Regions from separate parts of the Mus musculus genome. Here region 2 is linked to region 1. Evidence: chromatin loops called from intact Hi-C (ENCODE). Cell type or tissue: gastrocnemius. All regions are shown on one strand. Each heading gives the region's core, and the rest is flanking DNA. Links, peaks and the distances in the headings are about the cores only.

Region 1 (2,908 bases), core at 288-2,787:
CTTGTCCCAATTGCATCTCATTTGAGACCTATGCTGGCCTTGAACTTGTAAAGATGACTGTAAACACCTGTGAACACTTTCTAGGTGCTGGGGTTGTATGTATATGCCATTTAGCCTGGTTTTTGTTTGTTTGTTTGTTTCTCAGAATACAGGGTCTTGGTATCACATTTTCTTTATCTGTTCATCCGTTGATGGTCATCTAGGCTGGCTCCATTTTCTGGCCATTGGACTTATTGCGGTGATAAGCACCCATGAGTAGGTGTCTCTGTGGTCCCTTGAGTTTTTGTCCAGGAGAGGTAGAGCTGGGCCATATGGTAGCCCTGTGTAGAAAAGTCTCCAAACTGACTTACATAGTGGTTTCACCAGTGTACTGTCCACAAGCAGTGAGTAAGGGCTCCTCTTTCCACACGTCCTTGCCAGCACTTGTCAGTTATTTTCTTAGTGATGGCCTGGGTTGAGATGAAATCTCAGAGTAGTTTCCCTGATAGCTAAAGAGACAGAAAACATTTTAAAATATTTGCTGGCCATTTGTATTTCTTTAGTTGAGAACTGTCTGTTCAGTTCATGAGCCTATTTATTAATTGGATGATTTTTTTCCTTAAACTTTTGAATTCTTCCCAAATCCTCATTCTTGCTGATAGAAGGCAAGAAGAAAGGAAGGAAGGCTATGAAAGGGAAGCTATCATTTCACCACCAGAAGTAGCTATGATTAAAACAAAACAAAACAAACCAAACCAACCTGGGTGTGGTGGTTTTAATGAGCATGGCCCCCATAGACTTATATGTTTGAATGCTTGGTCTCCAGTTAGTGGAACTGTTTGGGAAGGATTAAGAGGTGTGGCCTTGTTGGAGGAGATGTGTCATTGAGGTGTGTGTGTGAAAAACTTTCAGATCTTTCTTTGACACCGTGCCTGACTACCTGCCACCATGATTACCACAAAGTAACTCTCTAAAACTAGTCAAGCCCCCCATTAGATGCTTTCTCTCGTGAGTTGATTTGGTCAGGGTGTACTTTCACAGCAGCAGAACAGTCGCTAAGACACTGGGCTTGGTGTCCTGCGCCTCTCTGAGAGCTTGCTTGGCGGCTTTAGTGGAGGAGCACAGACACTCATCCACTCTTGATGGAAGGTAGAAGGGAATCTCCTTCAACCAAGTGTGCAGCTTCTGGATGTGTGTGAAACACTGGGGGAGGGTAGGGATGCCTGCCGCCCCAGATGGATCAGCTGAGATCAGATGTCAGAGCCAGCTTGCCCTCATATCCTCACTTCCTGCGAGGCCTCACGACCCGAGGTTGATCCCTGAGACCTACATGATAGAAGGCGAAAACCAACTCCTGAAGGGTGGCCTTACCTCCACATGCATGCTGTGACACGTGCTGTGACACATGTGCCCACCCCTACCCTAATAAATTACACTTGGAAAAAAAGAAAAACCAACTGAACCTAAATATAAAGATTTTTTTTCCTCCTCTGAAAACAAAACAACTCCAAACAAAACAACAAAGTGTGTGGTATCTAGAGGAAGAGGAGGATTACACTACTGCTGCGTATGAAAAAATAAAATAGTGGGGCTGGAGAGATAGCTCAGTGGTTAGGGGCACTGGCTGCTCTTGAAAAGGACTTGGGCTTGGTGTTCCTAACACTTACTTGTCATGGTCTCTTACAAACATATGTAACTCTACTTCCAGGGGATCCACTGCCCTCTTGTGGTCTCCACGGGCACTGCATGCATGTTTTGCAGGCACACATACAGACAAAAACACTCATACACATTAAGTAGAGAAAGAATAATTGCCATGAGGAAAAATATTTTCTTGTTCTTCATGTAGGGCATTTTCTATTGACAAATTTGCTGTTGGACAAGCTGAAGGCCTCGGCCCCATCACGCATCATCAATCTCTCGTCCCTGGCTCACGTTGCTGGGCACATAGACTTCGAGGACTTGAACTGGCAGATGAAAAAGTATGACACCAAGGCAGCCTACTGCCAGAGCAAGTTGGCTGTTGTCCTCTTCACCAAGGAGCTGAGCCACCGGCTGCAAGGTGTGTAGATGGTGATCTTTTCTGATCTTCTTCCTTCTTCACTGTGTCTAGGATAGTTCTATAGCCCTGAGCTGGTGATGAAGAGGCAAGTAGTAGCTTTAAACAATGTAGTCAAACGGATGGCACCTGTACCACCATGTCCCCTTCCAGTGCTAGAGACAGACATCACTAATAAATCGTGGTTCTAATGATTGCTCTTTAGTTTCAATCAGCCTGCCTTCATCAGACATGCTGATCTTGCTTTTCTTGGATAGACTTCTAAGCCTCTGGTGCTGAAAATCTGTGGTTGGGGACGGGGAGTGGTTTTGGTCCATAAGGGACATGTGTGAGTGCTTGCAGACATGTGTGTCACAACTGGGTCAGTGTGAGGTTGCTCCCAGCATTAGTGGGTTGAATTCAGGCATCCTCCTAGATGGTTCCCCCCGCCCCCCCCAATTCTTTCCAGTCTCAGGGATTAAAAAAGTTTCCCCCTGACTTCTTGCTTCTCAAGAGTTGTCTGTGACCAGCAAACAGTGCCAGGCACCCTTGGGGGATAGTCACAATTATAATATTTTAAACTCCAGTCCTCTGCTGGAGTCCAGAAATGTGGGTCTATTAGGCCTTCAGGGGAAGCCACACGACAGAGCCACCTTGTCAGGGGAAGCCACTGGAAACTGAGGTTTCAAAGCATGGAGGATAATATGGGCTCCAGCGTGGGAGGCAGCACAGGCTGGGGAAGACCCCGGGTGGAGTGGGGCCACCTAGTCTTTTTTCACTAGTCTTTGTGAGTGCCTGTTTGCAAGTGTGTGTGAGCATGTGCACATGTGTGTGGGGTGTGTGGGTGTAAGTCAGGGGACAGTGTTGGGTGTCATCCACTTGGCTTTTCAT
Region 2 (2,908 bases), core at 258-2,757, 92 kb before region 1:
TGCCTGGTTTGGGTCACAATTCCAGATATCTTCAGCTACAAGAGCCTGACTCAAAACAAAAGTAGAAAATAGGGAGTGTTGCCCCTTCTTAGAATTGGGAACAAAACACCCCATGGAAGGAGTTACAGAGACAAAGTTTGGAGCTGAGATGAAAGGATGAACCATCCAGACACTGCCCCACCCGGGGGTCCATCCCATAATCAGCCACCAAACGCAGACACTATTACATACGCCAGCAAGATTTTGCTGAAGGGACCCTGATATAGCTGTCTCTTGTGAGGCTAAGCCAGTGCCTGGCAAATACAGAAGTGGATGCTCACAGTCAGCTATTGGATGGATCACAGGGCCCCCAATGAAGGAGCTAGAGAAAGGACTCAAGGAGCTGAAAGGGTCTGCAACTCTATAGGTGGAACAACAATATGAACTAACCAGTACCCCCCAGAGCTCATGTCTCTAGCTGCATTTTTAGCAGAAGATGGCCTAGTTGGCCATCATTGGGAAGAGAGGCCCATTGGTCTTGCAAACTTTATATGCCCCAGTACAGGGGAATGCCAGGGCCAAGAAGTGGGAATGGGTGGGTAGGGGAATTGTGGGGGCGAGGGTATAGGGGACTTTCGGGATAGTATTTGAAATGTAAATGAAGTAAATACCTAATAAAAAATTGGAGGGAAAAAAAGAAGATAAGTATCCCAAGCTTTTGTCCCCGCTGGCAAGAACACACTCGGGACAACCGGAATCTTCTGCGGCAAAGCTTTATTGCTTACTTCTCAGGAAGACCCTGACCCCAGAAAATGGAGTCGCTTATATAGCCCTCAGCCATGGTGTTTCAGCACCTGATATGGCATGTCAGCTCCTGATTTGTTGCTCGCTCATCACCCCACTACTACGCCCTGAGATGGGCAGTGACTAGGAGTGAGTTCACTCTCGCACCTGCGTACAGGGCTTGTTTACTAGTTAGGCACAGCGGAGGCCAGCGCCATCTTATAATGGCGATTGCTCTCGGCACTGCTCTCCACAGATAAGGAGTGTAAATTCCAATATTCTTTGCAACTTGTGTGCACATCTCTTTGACTCTCAAGATTTATATTCATAGCCGGGCTGTGGTGGAGCACACCTTTAATCCCAGCACCTGGGAGGCAAAGGCAGAGGCAGGTGGATTTCTGAGTTCGAGGCCAGCCTGGTCTACAGAGTGAGTTCCAGGACAGCCAAGGCTACACAGAGAAACCCTCTCTCTCTCTCTCTCTCTCTCTCTCTCTCTCTCTGTGTGAGCATGTGAGCGCCTGCGCAAGCACACATGTAGGTGCCTTCGGAAGCCACAAGAGGGCACCATGTCCCCAGAAACTAGAGTTAAAGGTGGTTATAAGCTTGGGTTCTGGGTGCAAACTCAGGGTCTCTGAAAGAGTATCAAACCCGCTTAGCAACTGAGCCAGTTCTTCAGCCCCAGATCTGACCTCTTTCTTCCCTTCTCTTTCAGTGCCTGCTCAAGAACCCTTCACTATCCACTTTCTGCCTCTCGATTCTTCGCAGACTCTCCACCACAAGACTTGCTACCAGGGCCGGTTCCAGCTCCTCTACGTGTCCTGTGGGTAAGAGACCTAGGATTGGGCCCCAGTTTATTCGTTGTCAGAAGCCGGAACTTAAGCTTTGCAGTCTCCATCCTGCTCTGGACCTCCGTCCCCACCTGTGTATCTCAGCTCCTAGTCCTTTCTCTCCTTAGGATGGTCCATCTTCTCAGCCCTGAGCTCGGGGCTTGCGTGGCCCCCGGAGGGAACCTGGTTGTGGAATTAGCTCGGTGAGCCAGAGGAGTGGGGTGGGAAGGTCACAGCTGGGCCAAAAGCCAGGTCTCCTCACACACAGTTTCCCAACATAGGTACTTGGTGGACCTGCGGCCCAAGGAGTTGAAGGCGTTCTCTGACCGCGTTGTAGAGATAGCGCGGGTGGCTGGGTTCGCCCCTCACACTGCAACCAAACCCTCGGAGACTTTTGCGAGGTTCTACAAGTTAGGGGACTCCACTCCGGGTGGCGGAGACTCAGCTGTGGAATCTGGACCCGCGCCCTCCAAAGTGGAATCTACCCGCGCCCCTCTCCCAGAATCGATAAGTCCGCCCCAGGCTAACCAGGCCCCCTCTCTAGAGGCGATGAGCCCACCCCTGGCTGACCTGGCCCCACCTCTAGAGACAATGTGTCCACCCCAGGCCAACCAGGCCCCTCCTCTAGAAGCGTTGAGCCCATCCAAAGCTGACCAGATCCCACCTCTAGAGGCGATGAGCCCACCCCAGGCTAAGCTAGTCCTGCCTGTAGAAGCAATCAGCCTTCCCCAAGCCGACCTGGCCTCTCCTCCGGAAGTGATAAGCCCACTCCAGGAAGCTATGGCAACGTCCTGGGTGAATGCACCTCCAAAACATGTAACATGAACCCCAGGGACCACGTAGCCCACCTTTAACTGCTGAAGCAGGCCCAGGGATTGACATCACCAGCTCAGCCCACCTGCATGCGGTTTTACTCTGCGTTCCTTCTCAACCCCAGGGATATGACTAGAACTTCAAATTCCTTTCCTGGAACTCTCGGTTGTACTATTTGGGGGGTAGGGGTGAGGGTGGGGGATGGGTCCTAGACTGTTATCTGAGACTTATCCTGACAAGGATCGAAGGCTGAAGGGACAACCCTGGGCTCCAGATCCTCTCTTTTGTCTTGGGCCTTTCTTGACATGCTGCTTTTGGGAAGGACAAGGGCATAGCCTTCCTTGAATGTGATTCAAATAAAAAGCGCAGGGTCACCTCTGTGTGTCCTGTCCTCAGTCGGTCTCCAGTGCCAAGAAGGGTGGGAGCAGCAGGGATGGGTCCCGATTGTGGGTTTGCAAGTGGGCTTGGCTGAATTTCACAGGAGTGAAGGATAAGATCCTTCAAAC

Evidence for each region. Peaks named below come from ENCODE experiments on the same cell type or tissue, not always from the same donor. Only the 100,000 strongest peaks of a DNase experiment are listed, where the experiment ranks them.
Region 2: a loop joins it to region 1, with 2.3 times the contacts of the local background. A loop is called at or near these places in 17 of 42 quality-filtered maps.

What each region holds. Positions count from the first base shown.
Region 1 is chr7:4,430,555-4,433,462 of GRCm38, reverse strand. It overlaps Rdh13 (retinol dehydrogenase 13 (all-trans and 9-cis)), which reads left to right. Exons shown (of 7, transcript NM_175372.4): 5 at 1,829-2,041. Among named protein-coding and RNA genes, the nearest start is that of Rdh13, 14 kb to the left of the region's middle. In gastrocnemius, for the core only: a CTCF peak has its summit at 1,721 (motif pointing left); a DNase peak (open chromatin) is centred at 1,709.
Region 2 is chr7:4,522,822-4,525,729 of GRCm38, reverse strand. Dnaaf3 (dynein, axonemal assembly factor 3) reads left to right here. Exons shown (of 12, transcript NM_001033548.3): 10 at 1,475-1,586; 11 at 1,718-1,792; 12 at 1,871-2,797. The coding sequence ends at 2,414. Among named protein-coding and RNA genes, the nearest start is that of Tnni3, 1.7 kb to the right of the region's middle. In gastrocnemius, for the core only: a CTCF peak has its summit at 1,317 (motif pointing right); a DNase peak (open chromatin) is centred at 1,313.